Linked DNA regions of Homo sapiens: region 2 is linked to region 1. Evidence: read pairs that join two places in POLR2A ChIA-PET (ENCODE). Cell type or tissue: PC-3. All regions are shown on one strand. Links, peaks and the distances in the headings refer to the core of each region. The heading gives the core; the rest is flanking DNA. Region 1 overlaps ELK4 (ETS transcription factor ELK4). Region 2 has its middle 27 kb from the start of SLC60A1.

What was found. Peaks named below come from ENCODE experiments on the same cell type or tissue, not always from the same donor. Only the 100,000 strongest peaks of a DNase experiment are listed, where the experiment ranks them.
Region 2: POLR2A ChIA-PET joins it to region 1 with 10 read pairs; 14 of 35 experiments call an interaction of 5 or more read pairs at or near these places.

Annotation. Positions count from the first base shown.
Region 1 is chr1:205,620,626-205,630,549 of GRCh38, forward strand. It overlaps ELK4 (ETS transcription factor ELK4), which reads right to left. Exons shown (of 5, transcript NM_001973.4): 2 at 3,051-3,266; 3 at 1-213. The coding sequence starts at 3,257. It also overlaps the pseudogene LOC100420878. Among named protein-coding and RNA genes, the nearest start is that of ELK4, 6.4 kb to the right of the region's middle. RefSeq lists an enhancer at 8,161-8,430. In PC-3, for the core only: no CTCF peak of the experiment used is centred there; no DNase peak of the experiment used is centred there.
Region 2 is chr1:205,533,632-205,550,283 of GRCh38, forward strand. No RefSeq gene overlaps it. Among named protein-coding and RNA genes, the nearest start is that of SLC60A1, 27 kb to the right of the region's middle. RefSeq lists enhancers at 2,806-3,307, 9,910-10,204 and silencers at 9,770-9,819, 9,920-10,049. In PC-3, for the core only: a CTCF peak has its summit at 10,553 (motif pointing left); DNase peaks (open chromatin) are centred at 9,960, 10,540 and 11,940; H3K4me3 peaks cover 1,337 bases; H3K27ac peaks cover 3,448 bases.

The DNA.
Region 1 (9,924 bases), core at 943-8,942:
GTCATTGCGGCTAGAGGTCTTGGCACCAGGCTGAGGTGGTTTATCTTTCCCTCCATTCTCCACATCTTTGGAACTGCTGCTGACTTCACTGAAGTTTAAACTTTCACAGTCACCCTCAATCCTGCCCACTGTCATTGGATCCATGTTCAAAATCTCTGGATAAGAGACAAACTTGTACACAAACTTCTGACCATTCACTTTTTTGATGATATTCTGTAGGTTAAAAAAAAAAGCATTTTTATCCTTTCTTATAAACTTATATCCCATAGTTCATGAAAAAGCTGGCATCGGCCAGGCACAGTGGCTCATGCCTGTAATCCCAGCACTTTGGAAGGCCGAGGAGGGCGGATCACGAGGTCAGGAGATTGAGACCAGCCTGGCCAACATGGTGAAACCCCGTCTCCACTAAAACAGAAAAAATTTGCAGGGCATGGTGGCGTGCGCCTGTAGTCCCAGCTACTCAGGAGGCCGAGGCAGGTGAATCCCTTGAACCCGGGAGGCGGAGGTTGCAGTGAGCCAAGATCACACCACTGCACTCCAGCCTGGTGACAGAGCAAGAGTCTGTCTTAAAAAAAAAAAAAAAAAAAAAAAAAAGAAAAAGCTGGTAATGAGGTTCTCCATTTTAGAAGTAGACATCACTTACTTAAAACTTTCAAAATCACCTAAATTCATCTAGCCATACCAAACACAGTCCCTACTATTATGGAGAAGTTAAGGCAAGAACATTTAAATGTCTTATTAACAACTGAACTAATATGTTACATAAAAACTGAAGGATTTTAATTGCTTACCACTCTCAACCAAATATCTGTGCAGATTAGAACTCCCTGAACTGCAGTCTCAAACAATTCCAAAGGTATAAGCCATACACATCCTGAGTAAGCAAAAAGGAATTTATTTACTTATTTTTTTGAGATGGAGTCTCACTCTGTCACCCAGGCTGGAGTGCAGTGGTGTGATCTCAGCTCACTGCAACCTCTGCCTCCTGGGTTCAAGCAATTCTCCTGCCTCAGCCTCCCAAGTAGGTGGGATTATAGGCACACATCACCATGCCCAGCTAATTTTGTATTTTTAGTAGAGATGGGGTTTTGCCATGTTGGCCAGGCTGGTCTTGAACTCCTGACCTCAACTGATCCACCCACCCCGGCCTCCCAAAGTGTTGGGATTACAGGCGTGAGCCACCGCGCCCGGCTGTGAAAAAGGAATTTAGAACATAGTATCTGTTAAGGTTCTTACTTCCTTCAGAAATTCCAGTTTATCTCCAGACAGGAAAGCTGGTAAGATCAACCACTTAATGGTGAAAGAGCCCTGCACAGTGGCTCACGCCTGTAATCCCAGCACTCTGGGAGGCCAAGGCAGGTGGACTGCCTGAGGTCAGGAGTTCAAGACCAGCCTCCCGTAGAGATGGTGAAACCCCATCTCTACCAAAAATACAAAAATTAGCCAGGTGTGGTGGTGCATGTCTGTAGTCCCAGCTACTCGGGAGGCTGAGGCAGGTGAATCACTTGAACCTGGGAGGCAGAAGTTGCAGTGAGCTGAGATCACGCCACTGTGTTCCAGCCTGGGCAACAGAGCAAGACTCCGTCTCAAACAAACAAACAAAAAAAAGTGAAAGAAATTAAGATCTCAGCAATTTTAACTAAAAAACCAACTCTGTGTATAAACAGCTACTACTTAAGGTATAAGGTTTTAATTTGTGTTCCCTGGGTTAAACTAAAACTAAAAATTAAGATATAAAACGTATATATGTAGATATATGTGTGTGTGTATATGTACATATATGACTTTTCTCCCCAACAAGACAGGGTTCTCATGGAGTGCAGTGGTGTGTGATCATGGCTCACTGCAGCCTCAACCACTTGAGCTTAAGTGATCCTCCTGCCTCAGCCTCCTGGGCACTGGGACTACAGGTGTACACCACCGCGCCACACTGTTTTTTGTAGAGACGGGGTCTCCCTGTGTTGCCCAGTCTGGTCTCAAATTTCTGGGCTCAAGTGATCCTCCTGCTGCAGCCTCCCAAAGTGCTGGCATTACAGGCATGAGCCACTACTCCAGGCTTCACAATTTTTAAAGTAAATTATGACACACATGAGAATATTTACTTATCCTCAAGAATCTCAAATTGCCTTTGTCATATTCCAATTCTGTACATATTTTTTCTTTTAAAGACAACTGTAATTAGGAATAAAATATGTGTAATGGGAGTAAGTTAATAAATAAAATCTGGGGCAGCTGGCTGTGATGGCTCACGCCTATAATCCCAGCACTTTGGGAGGCCAAGGCAGGTGGATCACCTCAAGTCAGGAGTTCAAGACCAACTTGGCCAACATGGTGAAACCCCACCTCTACTAAAAAAATAAACAAATAAATAAATAATAAAAAATTAGCTGGGCGTGGTGGTGGCCACCTGTAATCCCAGCTACTTGGGAGGCTGAGACAGGAGAATAGCTTGAACCCTGGAGGCAGAGGTTGCAGTAAGCCAAGATCGCACCATTGCACTCCAGCCTGGGCGACAGAGTAAGACTCCGTCTCAAAAAAAAAAAAAAAAAAGAAGAAGATTTGGTAGAGATTCAGCCGGAACATTTATACCTTGTATCCTAATTCCAAACTGCTGAAGCTACAAAATACACTGGATTAAAATAAACTAGGAAATTGGTATCTATAACCTCAACAGAAAACAAGGAATCTTTTTTTTTTTTTTTTTGAGACGGAGTCTCACTGTCACCCAGGCTGGAGTGCAATGGCACAATCTTGGCTCACTACAACCTCCGCCTCCCGGGTTCAAACGATTCTCCTGCCTCAGCCTCCTGAGTAGCTGGGATTACAGGTGCCCACCACCACGCCCAGCTAACGTTTTTTTTGTATTTTTGGTAGAGACAGGGTTTCACCACATCGGTTAGGCTGGTCTTGAACTCCTGACCTCAGGTGATCCACCCTCCTTGGCCTCCCAAAGTGCTGGGATTACAGGCGTGAGCCACTGTGCCCAGCCAAGAAGGAATCGTTCTTGTCTGGAGGTTCTCTGTATAGTATAAGATCAGGATGTGTACTACCTTTACATAATAGTATCTGAGGGCTCGGCTGAGTTTGTCATAATTCATGTTAGGCTTGTTCTTGCGAATCCCCCAGAGACGAGCCACCTCTTCTGCCTGCAAAAGCTTAAACTGCCCATCATTAGAGGTCCAACAGATCATGTGCTTGTTCTGAGGCTTCTGCAGGAGCTGAAGAAGGAACTGCCACAGGGTGATAGCACTGTCCATAGCAATGAGCTGAAAGAATATAGATAAGATATGTGATAATATTAACAGCCAACACCTATTTAACACTGTATGTCATGCACTGTTTTAAGTGCTCTAAATGTATTAATTCATCCCCACATTTCTATAAGGTAGATACTACTGCATCCTCATTTTACGTAAGAAAAAACTGATTCATAAGAGGGTTAAGGAACTTGTACAACATCACACAAGTAAACGGTGAAGCTAAGATCTAAGCCCAGGCAATCTGGACCCAGAATCCAAACTCTTAAGGATGCCACGCTGCTTAAGAAATGTCTTAAGCAACAAGCAACTTGCAAGGAGGATAAAGCTAGTTCCCTAAATTATAGGAAAAAACAATGATTGTCAATCACTAGTGACTGTCAATCACTGTTGTTAAATTTGAATCCTAAAATCTCATTGCTGTATTCTCTCAGGAGACCACCATTCCAGCATCTGTCTAAATCAACCCGGTTTGGTTATCTGCCTGTGAGTGTATGTGTTTGTGTCTATCTCAGGGTGGCCCAGGGACTGAGGTGTAGGGAATAATCTACTTTTGCTCCAACTGGTTTCCATCACCATAAATGTCATTTACATACAAATTGGCAGCATTTTGAATTCAGCAAAGTGTTCTCTTTTCTGTCACTGTTCTGTCCACAGTGATTCCATCTGCAAAGATTCTCCTTTGATTAGCAATCTTTATGTGATTATCAAGGCATGGATTGAAGAAAAATATTTTAATATCTTAAGTTTCAGGATCTCCCTGTTTAGGCCAGAGTTTCTCAATTTTGGCATTATTGGTTTTGGGGGCCAGATAATTCTTTGTTGTGGGAAGCTGTCCTGTACACTGCAGTTTGTCTAACAGCATACCCGGCCTCTACCCACTAGATGCCAGTAGCACCGCCTGCCCCATTGAGACCATCAAAAATATCTCCAGACACTGCCAAATATTCCCCCAGGGGTCAAAGTCATCCCGGTAGATAACCATTGGTTTAGGCAAAGGAGCAGCAAGGAATGCTCTCTCATAAAGGTATTTTCCTCATACAATTTCAAAACACCTTTCTATTAGGAAGAATTCTTTAGGGCAGAAACTCTGGCCAAATCCGTATAAGTGTGTCCTAAGAATCTTATGATTGAATACTTCACACACACAAAAAAAAACAAAAACAAAAAACCTTCCTTTCTCTAGTAATGAGATCTCAATGGGTTAGAATAGAGTTTGAAAACAAATTATATCAATACCATTAAAACACTACAAGAACAGATCAAAACTGGACTACAACAAAATTTAAAATTGTTGTGCTGCAAATAATGCCATCAAGTGAGAAGACAATCCCCCAAATGGGAGAATATTTTCAAACCATGTATCACAAAGGGAGCCTGCATCCAAAATATATTAAAAAACGCCTACGACTAAAAAAAAAAAAGCAAAGAATTTGAAAAGACATCATAGCAAAGAAGATATACAAATAGCCAATAAACACACGAAAAAATGCTCTACATTGGCTGAATCTGCCTACTTGTCGCCACTATCACTGCCACCCACCTCCCGGCTCCCCCAGGTTCCTTCAGCCCAGCCTAGTTCAGCCGGGTTCCCAACAGGATGAAATTCGTGTACAAAGAAGAGCATCCGTTCAAGAAACGGGCGGCTCCGAGAGCAAGAAGACTGGAAAGAAATACCCGGACCGGGTGCCGGTGATAGTAGAAAAGGCTCCCAAAGCTCGGATAGGAGACCTGGACCAAAAGAAATACCTGGTGCCTTCTGATCTCACAGCTGGTCAGTTCTGCTGCTGCTGCTTCTTTTTTTTTTTTTTTGTGAGATGGAGTCCCACTCTGTCACCCAGGCTGGAGTGCAGTGGCGCAATCTGGGCTCACTGCAACCTCCGCCTCCTGGGTTCAAGCGATTCTCCTGTCTCAGCCTCCCGAGTAGCTGGGATTATAGGTGCATGCCACCACGCCCAGCTAATTTTTGTATTTTTAGTAGAGGTGGGGTTTCACCATGTTGGTCAGGCTGGTCTTGAACTCCTGACCTCATGATCCGCCTGCCTTGGCCTCCCAAAATGCTGGGATTACAGGCATAAGCCACTGCGCCCGGCCCAGTTCTACTTCTTGATCCAGAAGCGAATTCATCTCCGAGCTGAGGATGCCTTGTTTTTCTTTGTCAACAATGTCATTCTGCCCACCAGTGCCACAATGGGTCAGCTCTACCAGGAACACCATGAAGACTTCTTTCTCTACGTTGCCTACAGTGACCAAAGTGTCTACAGTCTGTGATGCTGCTACCCCTGAGCTGGAAGGGGGGTCTCATTCTACAGAGAGGTGGCCTCCCTTTCTTGACCTCCTCCTCCAAGCTCAAACACCACCTCCCTTATTCAGGACCGGCACTTCTTAATGTTTGAGGCTTTCTTTCCAGCCTCTCTTAGGAGGGGTAATGGTGGAGTTGGCATCTCGTACCTCTCCTTTCTCCTTTCTTCCCCTTTCTCTGCCCGCCTTTCCCATTCTGCTTTAGACTTCTTGATTGTCAGTCTCTGTCACATCCAGTGATTGTTTCAGTTTCTGTTCCCTTTCTGACTGCCCAAGGGGCTCAGAACCCCAGCAATCCCTTCCTTTTACTACCTTTTTGGGGGGTAGTTGGAAGGGACTGAAATTGCAAGGGGAAGGTAGGAGGCACATCAATAAAGAAGAAACCACCAAAAAAAAAATGCTCTACATAATTAGTTATTAGGGAACTAAAAATCAAAACCATCTGAGAAACCACTTCATGCCTACTTGGAAGGCTATAATCAAGACAGACAGACAATAACAAATATTGGCAAGGATGCAGAGAAATTGAAGCCCTTGTACATTGCTGGTGGGAATGTAAAATGGTGTAGCCACTTTGGACAAGTTTAATACATGACTCAACAATTCTACTCCTAGGTATATACCCAAAAGAAATGAAAACATACATCCATACAAAAACTTACACAGGACTGTTCATAGCAGAATTATTCATAACATCTAAAAAGTAGAAACAAACTAAATGTCCGTCAACTGATGAATGGATAAATAATATGTGGCACATTCATAATGGGGTATCATCCAGCCACAGAAAGGAATGAGGTACACACACACACAAGGACAAACCTTGAAAACATTATGCAAGTGACTAATAGAAGCCAGTCCACAAAAGACCACATATTGTATGTTTCCACTTATATGAAATGTCCAGAATAGGAAAATCCAGACACAGAAAATAGATTAGTAATTATTTAGGACTGGGGGCTAAAATGCGGGGAAGAGAAGTGGGGAATGATAGAAAATGGGTACAGGGTTTCTTTTGGGGGTGATGAAAATATTATAAACTTAGGCAGGGCGCAGTGGCTCACGCCTGTAATCCCAGCACTTTGGGAGGCCGAGGTGGGCTGATCACAAGGTCAGAAGATCGAGACCATCCTGTCTAACACAGTGAAACCCCGTCTCCACTAAAAATACAAAAAATTAGCTGGGCGTGGTGGTGGGCGCCTGTAGTCCCAGCTACTCAGGAGGCTGAGGGAGGAGAATGGCGTGAACCTGGGAGGCAGAGTTTGCAGTGAGCTGAGATTGCGCCACTGCACTCCAGCCTGGGTGACAGAGCGAGACTCCGCCTCAAAAAAAAAAAAGAAAAGAAAATATTATAAACTTAGATTGTGTTCATGCTTGCACAAAACCCACAGCATATTACACCTAAGGAGGTGAATTTTATGGTATGTGAATTATATCTCAATAAAGATTTTTAAAACAAACAACACAACAAACACTATAAAAGTTAGGTCTGGGAAGACTAATTCTAACAACATTTAACTCACAGAAGATGGGATTCTTAAGGGTCAACTATACCTACTTCCAAAAAGGGCAGAGATAAGAAACTGTAGTGGAAAATAGTTGGGTTTCTATAACTTTTCTGAAACACTCAAAATGTCCTCCAGTAATCCTCACGATTATCACTTTGAAGCTGGTTGTACAGAGACAGTCACCTAAAAGTAACGATGGGAAAATAATAAAGGATAGAAAGGGAGAGATGCTGCCCACAGTCAGAATTCATGGAAAAGCTGAGGCCATGAGTCCCAAGTCTCTTTCATCACAGTCATGTACTCTGTCCATTAGGGAAACCACTTTCCAAATAAATAAAAGCACTCATATCGCTAATTGATTGTAAAAAAGCATTACATATTAGATACCGATAATAATCCACAAATATGAAGTGCTACCTTAATGCCAAATAACCATGCCCGCTAGAAATCGGTTCCCCATAGCCTCACTTAAGCGGGGCTAAAATAGCGGTTTTATACTACGGCCATTAAGTATGGTGGAAGCAGGCAGGGATTCCCTGTTATGTCTCTTGAGTTTACCTGACAGGCCTTTCTTCTGATGATGCCTAATGATGGCAAGTTACCGTTCTACTACAGTTTTCCCACTTAAACAATTATTTCTAATCTAATCCTGTTAAAACTACTCTCTAGTAAATGTTATCTTAAGCCAAGAACTCAATTTCCACATTTCCAGACATCACCTTCATATAAGACTGCTTATAGGGGTGGAGTATGAATCCATTCGTGAGATGATGAAGGAAAGACAGAGAATGGGAGTCTCTAGCCTACACAGATGTGGTGCCTATTATTCCATTTGTTTTTGAAAAAATTCCAACACCCGGATCCTAGAGTCTTAATACCTATTATGTAGATAACATTTCAGCCCTACAAGTTTAAAGCCTCAGCTATACATCTAAAGACAAAAACAACAAATTAACGTCTCCATAATGAGCACCCAAGGAGACTCCCCAAAATAACAGGTGTTCCCCAGATGGTACAGGTTTAACTTGCACCTTCCCTGTTGGTTATCAGTGGAGCAGCATGTATTTAGTCAAACACTGGTGAGCTGTTGGCTGCTTTAAGGTAGAACCGAGCTGTTGTGGAAAATGCTGATGCTTATTTAGCAACTACAGTGTGTCTACGATAGAAGGTTGAGGACAGTAAAAAAAAAAAAATGGCTTTGGCCGGGTGCAGTGGCTCACGCCTATAATCCCAACACTTTGGGAGGCCGAGGCAAGTAGATCACGAGGTCAGGAGATGGAGACCATCCTGGCTAACAAGGTGAAACCCCCGTGTCTATTAAAAATACAAACAATTAGCCAGGCGTGGTGGCGGGTGCCTGTAGTCCCAGCTACTCGGCAGGCTGAGGCAGAATGGCGTGAACCCGAGAGGCGGAGCTTGCAGTGAGCCGAGATCGTGCCACTGCACTCCAGCCTGGGCAACAGAGCAAGACTACGTCTCAAAAAAAAAAAAAAAAAAGAAAAGAAAAAAATGGCTTTGAGGTTTTAGACTGAAGTATTAGAAATGAATTTTGAGAAAAAGATATAAAGTGGACATTTTCACTGGGTACTTTAAAGGAATATTTTATTAATTCAATTATGATATCGTTATTCTTTTGATTGAAAAGCAGCCAACGTCTTCTTACATAGTTAAGTCAAAACTCTTCATTTTAGTTTCAAAAAGTGTGGTATTAACAATGATCTTCAATGATTTCATCAGATATAAAAGAGAGCTGGCCGGGCACAGTGGCATACGCCTACCATCCCAGCACTTTGGGAGACCAAATCGCTTGAGGTCAGGGGTTCTAGACCAGCCTGGCCAACATGGTGAAACCCCGTTTCTATTAAAAATACAAAAATTACCTGGGCGTGGTGGTGGGCACCTGTAATTCCAGCTACTAGGGAGGCTGAGGCAGAAGAATCATTTGAACCCAGGAGGCGGAGGTCACAGTGAGCTGAAATCACACCACTGCACTCCATCCTGGGCGACAGAGCAAGACCCTGTCTCAAAAAATAAATAAATAAAATAAAAGCTAAAGAAAAAAAATCCCCTAAGACAGTTATTAAAAATTATGTGGTTGCTTCATGCCTGTAATCCCAGCACTTTGGGAGGCCAAGGGGGGAGCTTGAGCTCAGGAGTTCACGACTGGCCTAGGCAACATGTTGAAACCCTGTCTTTACCAAAAATACAAAAAATTAGCCGGGTATGGTAGTGCGTGACTACTCGGGAGGCTGAGGTGGGAGAATGGCCGGGAGATGGAGGTTGCAGTGAGCAGACACCACATCACTGCACTCCAGCCTGGGCAACAGAGTGAGACCTTGTCTCTAACAAAAACAAAAACACAACAAAACAAAACCAAACAAAACCTTTTATTCTTGTTACCTATCAAAAAAAAAAAAGAGGCTAATTACTTGATTTTCCTTCTTACAGGAATCCCGAGTTTTCCACAATTGCAATTTTTAAAGTTTAAAGTTATAACAAAGGAAGAAAACACTTAACTGGTCCAAATGAAGGTATTTGATTTTTGAGGGGGTAAAGGCTGAAAACATAATTGATTCTATTTTAACACTTCAAAGATAGACCAATCCCTGTCCTAAATTGAAAGGGAGCATGTTGAAGTAATGTATTAAGGAAAGGAAGTCTCTATTAAATAAAACCTTTTCCACCCTAAACATGTTTATAATACACACAGTCCAGTTGCTGTGGTGACCCATAGCCCAACTATTTTTCAGAGACAGTAGCTAAGACCCAAAAAAACACAAAGTCTCCAAATTTTCTTCAGCCTGCTACTTAAAAAACCAAGTTATGAATGTATCAAGCCTAGTTTCGAATCAAAATAC
Region 2 (16,652 bases), core at 5,198-13,197, 83 kb before region 1:
TGCAGTTTGCCGGCATGGTTTGCAGTTACTTAAGAGGGTGGCTGCTTTCCAGAGGAGGAAGCTGATGCTGAGGTTGATGATGTCTCCCAAGGCTCTGGAAGTAAGGGGCGGGCCAGGGCTCCATTCTCAGCTCAGCACCAGTTCTACCGAAGGAGACCTCCTCACTTTGCTTGTAGGCAGCCAGACACCAAAGTAGGGTCGTAACTCAGACAATTAGTGCTTGAGGGGAGGAGAAGGGCTGGGAAATGCATTGGTGGGAATTGGAAACCAGACATTTATTAAGTTCCCTGCTGGGTGCCAGGCAGCCCTGTGCCCAGGCATTGTCTCACTGAATCCTCATAGAAACCCCCCTTTCTCCCCACTTTGCAGATGAGGACAGGAGCCTCCCAGGGGTAGCCTGGGGTCACATACCAAATTAGAATCCCAGGTGTCTGCCCCCCAGCCCTGTGGTCTTTAAGGAGTGGGAGGCGTGGGGAGGGTGAGGTGGAGATAGTGCAGAGGCCCTGGAGGGAGGAAAACACACAAGGAAGGATATGGGCAGATGCTGCCTTGAGGAGCACTTTGCAAGGCAACTCTTGTGGCAGGCAGAGGTGGCCCAGAGTCGCTGGGGGCAGCCGTTCTTGCTGCTGCAGCTGTGGCCCTGCTGAGGAGGCACACACCTAGGGGCTTCTGACATCAGGCATGCTGAGCTTCTGCCCTAGAAAGCTGCCAGGGCTGGGAGTGCCGGCCAGCCTGGGGGTGTGGAACTCAGCTGGACAGGCCTACACCAGGCCTTGGATATGATTGGTGCTCAAAAAGTGATGGCTCCGGAGAAGGAAGCTGGGTTCGGGTGTGAAGAGGGGCTGAGTGATTTTGGCCATGAGCTGCCACTGGGCTCCCAGGGACCAGGCTGAGCTACAACCCAACCCAGTGTCCTGGAGCCCTCGGTTTCCTGGGCACCCCTGCAATCATTTCCTTATGCCGGTGACTCTCAAAAACAGGAGCCTGCCCCATTCTGCTGGAATCCCCGGCCCAAAGCAGCCTTTTACAAGTCATTCCCCCTCAGGCCTCACTTGTCACCTGCCTGCTTCTGGGACAGGTCAGGAATATCCAGGGTGCAGATGCCGTCCCCTCCACCATGGCCACTTGGCAGGGGCATTTGAGGCATGTAGCAGCCCTGCAGCTTCAGACAAAATGTCCTATTTGCTGAACTCTACAGGGTGGGGGTGATATCAGCTCCTGTGCTTGGCACTGCCCACATCATCTTGCACCCCGGTGGGACCTGGAGCTCGCTCTCCCCTGCCCCACCCTCCTGTGGGCTCCCATTCACCCTGCCCCTACTCTCTGGGTCCAGTGGTCAGGGCTGATGTCTAATAGGCCACCACTCCTCTACCCTGCTAGGCCCCCTGGGTCAGCCAAGTGTCAGACACTGTTGCAGGCCTGCTCCTTTCCTCCCTTCTTGAAGCATCCCAGCCTCCTTTGGGCCATCTCCCCACCTCTATCACTGCTCAGACCCTTGCTTTTGGCCGTGACACTCTACAGCACCCCAGTGAGCCCCTCTATCTCCAGAGCAAATCATCAGCACCATGAATTAGCCACAGCCTCCTCCATGCCTGGCCCTGTGCTAGATGCCAGGGACACCAAGATGCATGACATTCCACCCCTACCTTCCAGAAGCTCAGACCTGCCGGCAGAGATGGCCTTGATTACAACAGGTTTTCTCAAGAACCCACTGTGCACCCGGTGCTGTGCTAGGCACTGAGGATACAGCCGTGAACAAGATGGCCAAGCCCTACTCTCATAGAGCTTATGTTCCAGTGGGGGGTATAAGACGTTATCCAAACCAACAGGCATATCAAGGGGTCATAAGTGTGATGAGACAAAATAAGGCAGGGGCAGGTTTGAGGGGGAAGAATGTGATGGCATAGGGAGGGGAACTGCCTGGTCAGGGAGGGACCTCTCCATCAAAAATGAGCTATGGGCTGGGCGTGGTGGCTCACACCTGTAATTCTGGCACTTTGGGATGCCAAGGCAGGCAGATCGCTTGAGCCCAAGGGTTTGAGATCAGCCTGGGCAACATAGCGAGACCCCGTCTCTATTTAAAAAAAAATTAGCTGGGTGTGACGGCTCATGCCTGTAGTCTCAGCTACTCAGGAGGCTGAGGTAGGAGGATCACTTGAACCCAGGTCGAGCCGCAGTGAGCAGTGATCATGCCACTACCATCCAGCCTGGGCAATGGAGTGAGACCCTGTACCAAAAAAAAAAAAAAAAAAAAAAAAAGTGAGCTATGTTGTGTAAGGGGGCCAGGTGGACAGCCAGGGACAGAGTATTCCAACAAAGGCCCTGAGGTGAACGTACTTGAGAATGAGTGAGAGGCAGTGAGGCCAGGGCACAGTGAGCCAGGCAGCATGGCAGGAGGGATGTATCATGTGGGGCAGTGGCTCTGCCCATTAGATCCACCTGGGAAGTGCTTAAGATCCACTGCCATCCGGCCCCAGCTCAGATTGATTCAGATGACCCTAACATGTATCCAGGGTTGAGAACCGCTCACTCGTGCGGGGTCTTGCGGGCTGTGGTACGGGTTCTGGATTTTATTCTGAGATGGGAAGCCACTGGCCTCTGTTTTTAAAGGCTCAGAGGGTCAAATAGGAGATGTCAGCCCCTATAAGGAGGGTGATGGGGCAGGGAGAGGAAGGATCCCCCAGGTGGTGGTAGAGCAGCAGCAGGTGTGGTGGGAAGGGAGAAGGGAAGCACCTGCTCTCCTGTGTTGCTGCGAGAGGGACTGTCATCCTAATCCCAGGGAGGGCCACAGAGGCTCTAGGGTTAGGTGACCTGCATGGCCACACAGGGAGTAAGGTGGACTGTCAATTACAACCCAGGTCAGCCTACCTGAGCAGCTGCCTCCGGGCAGGTGTGGGCACTGGCACGGACACTCCACCTCACTTGTTTGCATGGAGGATGGGCATCTGGTTTCCAGGGACTGGGAAATCCTTGCCTTCTGGTCACCTAAAAGCATTGTCTGACAGGCAGCCAGTTGACACCTGGGGGTTGGGCAAAAGTCACTATCCCCCACCCCACCAAGTGCCCCCTGAGTGATGACTCAGCCCCTCTTCCGGACCCTCAGAACCTCCCACCATCTGCCAACTAAAAGCATCATTGGGCACCAGGGCCCTGCTCCCGCCCTAGCTGTGGAGGCCCGGTGGCTGGCATCATTGCTGATGGTCAGTGCCCAGACTCCAGGGAGTGTGTGCCAATTCTCCTAGACAGGACGGGTGGGGCCAAGGGCAGCTCTGATGAGATTGCAGGTGCCACGTGGCCACTCCCGCTTCCTCCCTTGTTTTCTCCTCTTCCTTCTTCCTGCTTCTTTTTACTTCTCTCAGTGCCCCTTGGGGGCACTAGGTATTACTCAGTGGGCGGCCCTGAGTAATACTGAAACCCAGAGATCAATAATTTGACCCAGCCTCTTGTCTAAGGAAGGAGATTTTGCAGCCTCTCCCTTGAATCAACCCAAGCCTCCAGTCCCTGAGATGTGTTCTCAATGCCAAGCATCAACCCTTGCTCCTGCATCCCTGGGCCCTTCCTGGTGATGTGACGCAAACATGGAGAGCTGAAGCATGGACAGGGCGTGGCAGGGAGGATCCCCGCTGCCCTCCTGCATGTGGTCAGCACTCCTGCTTGCCCCTTTCTGGGCTAGAAACTTCTAGCCCAGTTCCTCATCTTCCTGTCTCCTCCAGAGCTCCTCCCTCCCTAATTTACTCATTATCCATCAGATGGTTCCAGACTCTGTGCCAGGCTCTGTTTTCAGTACCCAGGATACAAACTTGACCCTGACTTAGACCCCACTCCCAGGAGCTCAGCATCTCAGAGGCGGCTAGGATAATCTTTTCTTCCTCTCAGCTTCTTAAGGTCTCAGCTACTTGGGGGAAAGACAGTTGTCCATTAGTCATTCTATTAAAATTTCCTAAGGTTTTTTTTTTTTTCAAGAACAATAAAATGTTTTAATGTCCTCATGTTTTCCCTGGAGGAGAGATTGGCTAAGTCCTAGGTTCCTGGGAAGAAGGAATCTTGAACAACCAGGGAAATAACACACAGGCTCCAAAATCACAGACTTGGATTCAAATCCCAGCTCTACGGCTTGCAAGCTGTGTCACCTTGGGAATGTTCCTTAACTGCTCTGTGCCTCAGTTTCCCTCTCTGTAAAACGGAGATAGTGATAACACCTATTTCACAAGGTTGTGAGGATTTAAGAATGAATATTCAGGCCGGGCGCAGTGTCTCATGCCTGTAATCCCAGCCCTTTTGGAGGCCGAGGCGGGTGAATCACTTGAGGCCAGGAGTTCGAGACCAGCCTGGCCAACATGGTGAAGCCCCATCTCTATTAAAAATACAAAAATTAGCCGGGCGTGGTGGTGGACCCCTGTAATCCCAGCTACTTGGGAGGCTGAGACAGGAGAATTGTTTGAACCCAGGAGGTGGAGGATGCAGTGAGCTGAGATCGTGCCACTGCACTCCAGCCTGGGTGACAGAGTGAGACCCTGTCTCAAAAAAAAAAAAAAAAAAAAAAAGACAAAAAGAGAATGAATATTCAGGAGGGGCCTGACCCAGAGTGCTAGGTGAGTGAGCTTCACATCCTCACTCTGCACACTCCCACCCACTTCTCCACAAGCAGGAATTCCAGCTTCCTCCCTCCTGGAAGTAAAGTGGAAGATCATATGCTTTTATTTCTTGCATTCTTCACTCTTGATAAGATCTCAATCAGCAAGAATGTATTAAGAACATCCTACTTAAAAGATTTTGCAAGACTTTTAAAATGACCTCAGCCCAGAGTTTTTTCTCCACGGAAGCTTTAAACGTAGCTGGGGAAGTAAACATGGAAAGAGAATTTATGATAAAAGGCACTGGGTCAGGCGTCACTCAAAGTGGATCCGCTGCCTCTTGAGGTAGTAAGTGCTTTGTCCCCCAGACTGGGAAACCACTTGGGAATTCCAGGGGCATCACTGCCTCTGGTATGTCTTGCCAGGTTCCTGAGGAGCCAGCAGCCAGATCTGCACCTGGCCTGACCCTATTCCTTGGATCTTTCTTTTTTGCTGTGCGGAGTAGCAAGGTGTAACTGGCAGATGAGATACCTTCCTCAGAGAAGCCAGAGGAATGTGGCAAAGCATGATCCTGGGCTTGCAAACACCCTTCTCCTTGGATTCCAGGATGCCAGGGGTATCCTCTCAGGCCTGTCACTGGCTTTGAGGCCAGACTTGGCTTTTCAGGACCTGAGACTGATTCTGGGGTGTGGGAATGAACTAATCTGGGACTTTTTTTTCTTTTTTTTGAGACAGTCTCACTCTGTTGCCTAGGCTGGAGTGCAGTGGCATGATCTTGGCTCACTACAACCTCTGCCTTCTGGGTTCAAGCGATTCTCATGCTTCAGCCTCCCAAGTAGCTGGGATTACAGGCATGTGCCACCATGCCCAGTTAATTTTTGTATTTTTAGTGGAGATGGGGTTTCGCCCTGTTGACCAGATTGGTCTTGAACTCCTGGCCTCAAGTGATCCACCTGCCTCGGCCTCCCAAAGTGCTGGGATTACAGTCATGAGCCACCATGCCCAGCCCACAATCTGAGATTCTTAAAGCTCGAGTTGATGAGAGTAGGAGGGCCACCTCAGGGAACAGGAGATGGGGCCAGAGGTTAGGGCTCAGTACTGTTTCCTGCCTTGGGCAGATGCCTTGAGTGGGTACCTTCAGCCACCTGTGATTCCACACCTCCAGCCAGTGTTCCACTTGGTAATGGAATTTACTGCCTGGCTTCTCTGTAGAAGATGAGTGGGGGTGGGGCGAGGTTGAGATTTATAAGCAATAGAGGCAGTGCTGTGCCAGGCTGCCTCAGCCTAAGTCCTGGCACCACCACATCCTAGTTGTATGAACTTAGCCACATCGCATGGCTTCTCTCTGCCTCAGTTTCCCCACCTACAAAATGGGGTGATCATAGGATGAGTGTGGATTAAATGAATTAGTACATGAAAAGCACGCAGAGCCCAGGCACGGTGGCTCACACCTGTAATCCCAGCACTTTGGGAGGCCGAGGCGAGCAGATCACAAGGTCAGGAATTCGAGACCAGCCTGGCCAACCAACATAGAGAAACCCCGTCTCTACTAAAAATACAAAAATTAGCCAGGCATGGTGATGCACACCTGTAATCCCAGCTACCCAGGAGGCTGAGGCAGGAGAATCGCTTGAACTGGGAGGCGGAGGTTGTGGTGAGCCAAGATTGCGCCACGGCACCCCAGCTTAGGCAACAGAGCAAGACTCCGTCTCAAAAAAAAAAAAGAAGAAGAAGAAGAAGGAGGAGAAGGAGGAGGAGGAGGAGGAAGAGGAAGAGGAAGAGGAAGAATAAGAAGAAGAAGAGCACGCAGAATTTACTGGTCATGTAGAAAGCATTACACAGTGTAAGCTGTTGTTATGTCATCTTTCCCTGAGGGTAGAAGCAGGCATCACCCACCTTCTCTGTTTCACTGTGAGGGCTGTGACCAGGAGGCAAAGGCTTCTTACTAAAAGGAGGAATGGTTCCGTGGGGCACACAAGTGAATAAAACCCTTTCTGTCTATGGAGAACTACCTGTCCTCCCAAAATGCCATTAGAGTTTGGGAATTCTGGTGTCCCTTACTCTAACAGATACCGATGTTAGGCAAAAGGCTATGAACTTAACAAACATTACCTAAATTTTAAAACTTTTTAAAAGTTAAGAGACAAATCTTTTGGGGGCCAGGCACGGTGGCTCACGCCTGTAATCCCAGCACTTTGAGAGGCCGAGGCAGGTGGATCACCTGAGGTCAGGAGTTCAAGACCAGTCTGGCCAACATGGTAAAATCCCGTTTCTATTAAAAATACAAAAATTAGCCGGGCATGGTGGCATGCACCTGTAATCCCAGCTACTCAGGAGGCTGAGGCACAAGAATTGCTTGAACCCGGGAAGCGGAGGTTGCAGTGAGCTGAGATGGTGCCACTGCCCTCTAGCCTGGGCAACAGAGTGAGAGTGTCTCAAAAAACAAAGAAAAAAAAACTCCCTGGGTCCAGGTCCGGTACTCACACCTGTAATCCCAGTGCTTCAGGAGGCTAAAGCGGGAGGATTACTTGAGGCAAGGAGTTCGAGACCAGGCTGGGCAATATAGCAAGACCTTGTTTCTACAAATATTTAAAAAGTAGCCAGGCATGGGGGTGCATGCCTGTAGTCCCAGCTACTCTGGAAGCTGAGGCAGGAAGAGCGCTTGAGCCTAGGAGTTTGGGCTGCAGTTAGCTCTAATTGCACCACTGCACTGGAGCCTGGGCGACAGGGCAAGACCTTGTCTCAAAAAAAAAAAAAAAAGTCTCCTTGGCTTAGACCACTCTGTGAAACACTAGAGATTCAGAAATAAATAAACAGTGTTCTATCCTCAAGGAATTCACAGCCTGGTAAAGGAGAGAGATATCGGTTGCAGAAATGTGGTAGGGATTATCCCAGAGATTGTAAACAGCTGCCCAGATGACTTGCTCCTTCCACCTCCCTCCACTCCCCTTCCTCAGCCCCTGCAGTACCTACCTGGTTTGCAAGCCTTGTAAACTGAGTTGGGCCTCACTGCTAGGCTCATAGCTGTGAATGAAAATATGAGTGAATACAAACATGAAATGTCTGCTACATTAGGAACTTGCTGGAACCCACTCTTGCCTGGCCAGCTCTCTCCCTTCCCTTCCATGCAGCAGCAGGCACCTCGGGCTACCCCTGCTGCCTTGAGCTTAGACTTTAGACTCGAGTCCCCATTTACAGTCACGGGGTACAGCCAATCTTGTTTCTAAGGTGTTTCCAAACTCTACTCCCCAACCTCCACTCCTAGGTGTTCCTGGGCTGCAGAGGGCCTCCAGAGAGGCTTCAGGACATTCCACTGACTGTCCCACTGTCACCACTAAGGGTTGAGCCTCCTCGCTAGCAAGGTGCCTAAGCCCCTTGTACCCTGGCTCCGACTTCTTTGCATACTCTGCAATCTTGCTACTAGACCAAGGACCCATTTTCCCCAAGGGCACCTCCTACCTTAAGCCCTTGTGCCTGAGTCTGTCCACGTTCCCTCTGTTTGGACTTCCTTCCTTCCTTCCAGCTCCCTGCAGCACCAGTTCCAGTTCAGTCACTGTGCCTTGGGCAAACTCCCTCACCTGGCTGAGACCTTGGTGCTTTTGTCCCTACAATGAAGGTGGGTCCTGGATGCCCTCAGAGTCTCATTCTTGCTCCTGGATGTTACATAAACCTGTCTGCTGTCACTTTCGTGTTTTATAATCCCCCCTCTTCTTCTTTCAAACATGCCTCAAACTCCCTTCCTCCAGGAAGCCTTCCTTAATCAGCCCCGTGAATGCTCCCATATGTGCTCAGTTCTGGTGGTAGCAAGTGGGCCTATGCCAGTGCTGGTGCCAAGGGGTCCACAGGGGCCTTAGCTCCCTCATAACCTCCATTGCCTGAAAGGCCACCCAAATACCTATAACCTAAGTGAAAAACAGAGCTTAGCATAGAAACAGTGACCACTTCTCAGTAAATCCCCCAAGCATTCTCCCAATCCCCAACCAGACCTACCCCAAGCCAGACAGTCTAGAAATTCTAGTTGTCTATAGTCTACACTTTTTATTTTTTTGGAGACGGAGTCTCGCTCTGTCACCCAGGCTGGAGTGCGGTGGCGTTATCTTGGCTCACTGCAACCTGCACCTCCTGGATTGAAGCAATTCTTCTGCCTCAGCCTCCCAAGTAGCTGGGACTTACAGGCACATGCCACCATGCTCGGCTAATTTTTTGTATTTTAGTAGAGACGGGCTTTCATCATGTTGCCCAGGCTGGTCTTGAACTCCTTAGCTCAGGCAATCCGCCCACCTTGGCATGCTGCTCTCAGCGCACACAATGGGCATGGGAGAACAATGACGAGGAGAAAAACATCCCGCCCGCGCGTCCATGGGCTCACATCCTCCTTTCCCAAAGTGAAAGGATTACAGGCATGAGCCACCGCACCCAGCTTAGTCTACACTCTTGTATCTAGGTTTTCAGTGTCTAAGTCTCTTTCTTGGGTTTAAGTTGTAAGCTGCCTGGGATGAAAAGCGCCATGCCTTCTAATTCCTGGCTGTGACCTCCCCCAGTGGCTTTGTCAGAGGAATGACACCACCTGGTGACCAAGTATTTTTTTAAATAATTATTTGGGTTTTTGTTTGTTTGTTTTTATTTATTTTTTGAGATGGAGTTTCACTCTTGTTGCCTAGGCTGGAATGCAATGGCACAATCTCGGCTCACTGTAACCTCCGCCTCCCAGGTTCAAGCAATTCTCCTGCCTCAGCCTCCCAAGTAGCTGGGATTACAGGTGCATGTCACCATGCCTGACTAATTTTGCATTTTTAGTAGAAACGGGGTTTCACCATGTTGGTCAGCCTGGTCTCGAACTCCTGACCTCAAGTAATCCACCTGCCTCAACCTCCCAAAATGCTGGGATTACAGGCGTGAGCCACCGCGCCTGGCTAATGTTTTTAATAATTATGAAAATGCTTTCACGCCCAGTAGCCCTTGTTGCCTCACCTTCTGTGAGGGAAACAGAGCATGCACGATTTCCCCATTTCAGTGGATGGGGAAACTGAGGCTTTGGGATTTTGAACTCCTTGCACATGGGAGGTTAAGTGGCAACACTTGGCCTCCTACCAGGCACACCCCTGCCCCAACGCTGTGCACCGTAGGTCAGTAACTCTGAACTGTTTTGTTTGCCAGCTCAGGTTTTAATCCGTTTCAGCATCGGGCCGTGAGCAGTGGCCGCGGGGCTAGCAGGAGAGCCAGAATAAGCAGATTTGGCTTCTAATCTGACTCACCCAACTGGTTCAGAATGCAGCCAAACCGGGGAAATTTGGGTGAGCTCCTCCTCTTCCCCTCCCTCACTTGCTCTCGCAGTTGTCCTCTAGCACCTCTCTCTATCCCTCCCTCCCCGTCCCCCCGCCCCACTCCCCCAGCTCTGGGAGCGCATGCGGGGGCGGGGTCCTAGGAGGATGTGAGCCCATGGACACGCGGGCGGGATGTTTTTCTCCTCGTCATTGTTCTCCCATGCCCATTGTGTGCGCTGAGAGCAGCACGTCACCAAGTCGCCTGGCAGGCTCTCAGCAGAGCTGGGGAATGTTTCCGGAGTGGACTAATCCATTATGAATGGCCGAAACTTTTTAAAAGCTCTGGCGTTTCTTTGCATGGCCAGACTGGGAGAGCCAAAGAGAAGGAAGGATTTGGAAACTCCTGGCTTTGAGGCTACAGGTCCCAGGGACCTTGGCAGACCCGTGGTTTGCCAAGAGGGCCTTTCAGACTGGGCCTGCCACCCAGTGAGGGATCTAGGAATGTCACGTGGAGGGGAAATGGCAGGTGGGGCCGTGGATGGAGGGCTCAGCTGGAGGTGTGGAAGGAGTCAAAATTGTATTATTTTTTGTTTACAACACCTGACCCCAACTTGGGACTTGGGATGGCTCACACCTGAGTATGGGAAAGGACCTAGTCACCTTTGAAAGCTTCACTGAGCTCCCCCCAGAGGAAATGGAAAGTCAGAATTGTTTTGAAGTGGGTCAGTGTTTGCCAGTGGGTGAGTAATGCTCAGTGCTCCCAGCTCTTTCCTCCCAGAGAAAGCATTCCTCTATGCATCCCTCTCTTTACCACTAGGCTGGGGGTGCCATCTCTCCGAGGTGCCCAGTGCTTTGCGTACATTTCTTCATTGTTTGATTGGTCTTGTGAGAATCAACTCACAGCAAGACCAATAAGCTTGTGTAGTAACCTATTTCTTTAGATGAGGAAACTGAGTTTCACAGAGACTGAGATTGCTCCAGACCACGCAGCTACTTTGTGGCAGAGCTGGGACTGGAACCCAGGTCTGTGACACTCCAAAGTCCATGTTCTGCGACAGAATTTCTCAAGCATTCAGGTGCATAAGTGATGGCTGGGGTGCCAGCCGAGAGTGCAGATTTCTGGGCGCTGTCCCCTCTTCCTCATCCTAATTCAACAAATCAGAGTTGGGGGCAGGAATCTGCATTTTTGACAAATAACAGGTGATTCGGAAGCGGTTGGGGCAAGGTTGAGAAACACTGACTTGGGGCTCTGTTGTTGTTGTTATTGCTTGAGACAGAGTCTTGCTCTGTCGCCCAGGCTGGAGTGCAGTGGCACGATCTTGGCCCATTGCAACCTCCACCTCCCAGGTTCAAGCAGTTCTCCTGCCCCAGCCTCCCAGTTAGCTGGGATTACAGACGTGTGCTACCACGCCTGGCTAATTTTTTTTTATTCTCCAATTTAAAACTTTTAATTAAAAAGTAAACTTCAATGTCAAAAATGCAAACTTGGGGAGGGCAGAAGTATCACCCACAAGGCTGTCACTTCACACTTGGAGGGTTGCACAGCGGCCAGGCAGAGGCACTCCTCACATCCCAGATGGTGGGCGGCGGCCGGGCAGAGGTGCTCCTCACTTCCCAGACAGGGTGGCGGCCAGAAAGAGGCACTCCTCACTTCCCAGACAGGGCGGCGGCCAGAGAGAGGTGCTCCTCACTTGACACGTGGCTAATTTTTGTATTTTTAGTAGGGATGGGGTTTCACCATGTTGAGCAGGCTGGTCTTGAACTCCTGACCTCAGGTGATCCCGCTGCCTCAGCTTCCAAAGTGCTAAGATTACAGGCGTGAGCCACCACGCCCACCCAGGGCTCTGTTTTATGACGTCAGCCAAAAGAGCAGCAACCTGGTCTGAAAACAGGCGCAGGCTAGGGCCCTGCTGAGCCCTCAAGGGGCGGCCCTCTCCCCTCACTCCGCCTTCACCTATAGAGTGAAACCCAAGAGAAGTAGCCCCATCTCTCAGAAGGCAAAGGACCCATCTTCTGCCTAGAAAATCTCCCATTGCACTTTATAACATTTTCAACCCCCAGAGAGAAACCTGAACCACACCGGAACATTTAGTCATCCCTCAGAGGTTTATGGGCCCCTTGCCATGAGTAGGGGTTGGGACAGATACCACTCAGATGGGTGTAAAGCAGGTTTCTCAGAGATGGGTGCATCAGGACCCTCCTGCTTCAGAATTATCTGAGGGTCTGCTAAGAATGCAGAGTCCTGGGCCCTACCCCAGACCTCCAAAGTCAGAATCCCTGGAGGATGAACTCTGGGAATCTGCATTTTAAATACTCTCCTCAAGCAATTCTGTAGCAAGTAGACGTTTGAGAAGTGGTTTCCTGAGAGTCTGGGAAGGAAAGAAACTGGAAACGCTGTAGCTTTGGGTCCTGCGGGTTAAAGACCACAGTAAGACACCCAAACTACATTTGTCAGCCGGGAATCCCTGGAGTGCAGCTGTGGATTTGTGAAAGGAGAGCTGCACATGGCACGTGGAGGTCTGGGTTTGAATCCTGGCTTGGCTACTCTGTGATTCTGGACCAGTGACTTAATCTCACGGAGCTCAATTCCTCACATGCCAAATGGGATACTCTAGTCCACCTCCCAGCATCACCATGAGGACCTAGTGAGCATGCCGCAGCTCCGAATGAACAGCGCGGGCTTGTGCTGCCAGGAGCTCATTCTGCATGATGTGGCTCTAGGCAATGCCATCAATGGGCTCCTAGTAGCCTCAAGCTGGAGCAGACCCACTTCACTCTGCTGGGGAGCCAAGGGCTGGGGTGGGGTGGCTGGTTAGAGTTCAAAATCAGACTCTGGACCCATGGGGTGGCCCAGGGTACCCAAAGAGGGTCAGGGGTCAAGCTGTGCCTCACAAGACCCTGAAAAGGAAAGTGTAACCCTAGCAGGATAGCCTCGTGGTTAAGGGCATAGGCTCTAGAGCCAGAGGGCTCAAATCCTGGCTAGTGTACTTGCTAGCTGAGCGACCTTGGGCCACTTACTTCACCTCTCTGTGCCTCAGTTTTCTTATGTGTAATATGGAGATATAAAAAACATACCCACTTCCCTGACACAGGGGAAAAGTCCTCAAAATATGTCACACAATATTAGCCATTATTGACTATTAATGGAAGGATTTTATGCATGGGGAGTCTTTTAATAGTTGACTTCATAGTTGTCTGTGTCTGTGCAGGGCTGTGTGCCCTCCACATCCAAGTTTCTCCCTGGCTGCCCTAATCTGGAGATAATGCTGAAAATGGAGCCAGATGTCCAAGACTTCCAGCTGGGATTTATCCTCTTGGTAAATCTGCTAGGGTATAAGGATAAGGATGAAAGCAACGACAGCCAGATTAGGAAGTATCTCTATTAGTATCTCTTAAACCAAGGCTGCTTAAGAGAAAGCATAGATGGACATAAAAGGAATTTGACACCTGCTCTTCTCTCTTTTTTTTTTTTTTTTGAGGCAGAGCCTCACTCTGTTGCCCAGGCTGGAGTGCAGTAGCGCAATCCTGGCTCACTGCAACCTTGACATCCCGGGCTCAAGCCATCCTCCCACCCCAGCCTCCTGAGTAGTTACAACTACAGGTGTGCCCCAGCATGCCTGGCTAATTACTTTATTACTTGTAGAGACGGGATCTCGATATGTTGCTCGGGCTACTCTCTAACTCCTGGGCTCAAGGAATCCTCCTGCCTCGGCCTCCCACAGTGCTGGGATTACAGGTGTGAGCCACTGCACACGGCCTGCTCTTCTCTTCCATTTCCTTTAGGTTCAGTGAGGCATGGTGGCTCACGCCTATAATCCCAGCACTTTGGGAGGCCAAGACAGGTGGATCACTTGAGGGTCAGTTCAAGGCCAGCCTGGCCAACATGGTGAAACCCCGTCTCTACTAAAAGTACAAAAATTAGCCGAGCGTGGTGGTGCACATCTGTAATCCCAGATACTCAGGAGGCTGAGGCATGAGAATCGCTTGAACCCAGGAGGTGGAGGTTGTAGTGAGCCAAGATCGTGCCACTGCACTTTAGCCTGGGTGACACAGCAAGACTCCATCTCAAAAAAAAAAAAAAAAAAGAGACCAGCCAGGTACAGTGGCTCACGCCTGTAATCCCAGCACTTTGGGAGGCCAAGGTGGGCAGATCACCTGAGATCAGAAGTTCAAGACCATCCTGGCCAATGTGGTGAAACCCCGTCTCTACTAAAAATACAAAAATTAGCTGTGCGTGGTGGCGCGTGCCTGTAATCCCAACTATTCGGGAGGCTGCGGCAGGAGAATCCCTTGAACCAGGGAGTCAGAAGTTGCAGTGAGCCGAGATGGCGCCACTGCACTGCAGCCTGGCGACAGAGCAAGACTCTGTCTCAAAAAACAAACAAACAAACAAAAAACATTTCCTTTAGGTTCAACTTCCATGTGGACTGGGGGGCAGGGCTTGGGTAAGAGATGGGTGCAGGCAGTCTGTGAATTAAGGGATCTTTGCACGCTGAGAAACTGGGAAGGAATGGGATTCTCTGCCAGCTATGCTCTTCTCCATGAATCTGCTAAAAGGCAAGGAACCATCTCAAATCCTCTGAGAGGAAAGGAGATAGATTGGGGTTGGGCCCTGCTTCAGTCACTCCCCTGCTCCTGTCTCCTCCCCTCCTGCCCAATTTTCTTTTGGACAGATGCAGGCAAGAAGACTTGGAAGGTTCCTAGGAGGGAGTGGAAGTGTCAGGACAAATGTGTTACTTGGGCTCCCAGCCCCATTTTCTCCAAGATTCCTGACGGGATGTGAGAAAAAGCCCTCCTCTTGCCCCTCTCCTGAGGCCAACCAGCCGTCCCGAGAGCCCCTGTTCCTCCAGCTAGACCTCTGGGGGTTGGTCGGTAACCATCCTTGGTTTGGAAGATGCAGCTCTGTCTGAAGGATGCTGCTAAGTCGAGGGCCCCCCCCCCAGTGGGGAACAAGCACTGCAGCATGTCTGGCAGAACACCCCGGAAAGAGTGATGCCCAGAAAGGAGACACCACCATGAAGAGAGGACTGTGGCCAACTCGGACTCTCGTAACCCAGCCATCTCACAGAAGGTGGAGGAAGCCAACAAGGGCTTGTGGTCATTCAGCTGCATTTGCCAGCACTCGGCACGCCCCCTGAGTCAAGGCGGGGGCCATCCTAGGTGGCAAAGGGACAAGAAGACAAGGTCCACACCCACCAGGAATCCAGGCCAGTGGGAAACAGTTGGCTACATAGGCACAAAGGAAGAGCCGCTGATTCTATCTGGAAGGGGGTGACACACAAGCTGCACAGTGGAAGCTGGGTCGCATTTCTGCAGGACAGGGGAGAACAACCAAGGGGCCATGTTCAGAAACCACCGATCCTGCTGTGCTGGGGGAGGTTGGGAAATGATAGGGGAGGAGGATGGAAATGCATTGAAGACACTGAGCTTGGTCCTGTGCACCATGTGGGGGAGGGCAGCATCCATTATTTTTTTGGCTGATTATTAGAATTGATATGCTTATCATAAAAAAAATTGAGGGAGAAACAGAAATAGGATAAAGATTAAAATCACTCATATGCCAACTACCTATAAACAACCACTGCTAGTTAATATTTTAATGCTTTTGTAAACCAAGAATTTTGTGAGGCAGGTGTCAATTAATTTAGAGGTTTATTTTTCCAAGGTTAAGGATGCACATCCAGAAGACAGGTCTGTGCCTGTCTCCAAGGATGATTTTGAGGGCTTCAATATTTAAAGAAGAAAGGGTGGATATTGGTGAAAGGAAGAAATTTTTAAAAGGCATGGGTAGATAAGAGGCAAATGGTTGCATTCTTTTGAGTCTTTGATCAGCCCTTCACATGTGAGAGGTGGGCAGAGGACTAGTCACCTATGCATTCATCTAGCTCAGTGAATCTGCATTTTTACATAAGATAAAATAAACATAGGGGCCAGCATGGTGGCTCAAGCCTGTAATCCTAGCACTTTGGGAGGCCAAGGCAGGTGGATCACTTGAGCTCAGGAGTTCGAGACCAGCCTGGGCAACATGGCAAAACCTAATTTCTACAAAATATACAACAATTAGCTGGGCATAATGGCACATGCCTGCGGTCCCAGCTACTTGGGAGGCTGAGGTGGGAGGATCACCTGAGCCCAGGGAGGTAGAAGCTGCAGTGAGCTGTGATCACGCCACCATTCCCTCTCTATAATCTTTTGCTTTATTTATAAACAGTGCTGCAATAAATAACTTGGTACATACGTCATGTTTTACATGTACAACTCTGTATGCAGGATAACTTCCTGGAAGTGAAATTGCAGGTCAAAGGGCAGGTGCAGTTATCATTTTGGTGGATATCACCAAATAGCTCTCCATAGAAGTGATGTTAATTGCTTTAAAATGTCCTTCTTTTGCTGTAAATGAGGGACATAATAAAGTCTGAATTTAGAGCTGGTAAGGCTGGATTAGGGGAGGGTTGGCAGGGACCAGCTAGGAGGCTGCTACAATCGTACAGGAGAAACCGCCTGGAACTGAACTACGGGCCAGAACCACTGGACTAAGGCAGTAGAAGAAGCTGGAGCCCTGAATTCAAGGAACATGCCAGACTTAGAACTGACAGGACACAGACATGATTGGCATTTGGAGGTGAGGAAGCAAAGGTCTCTGACAGGGACGAGTGGGAAGCTGCATCTGAAGTCAGAAACAAAAGCAGCCCAACAAGCTGGGCGTGGTGGCTCACACCTGTAATCCCAGCACTTTGGGTGGCTAAGGCAGGAGGATCGCTTGGGCCCAGGAGTTCAAGACCAGCCTGGGCAAAAAAGGCGACACTCCGTCTCT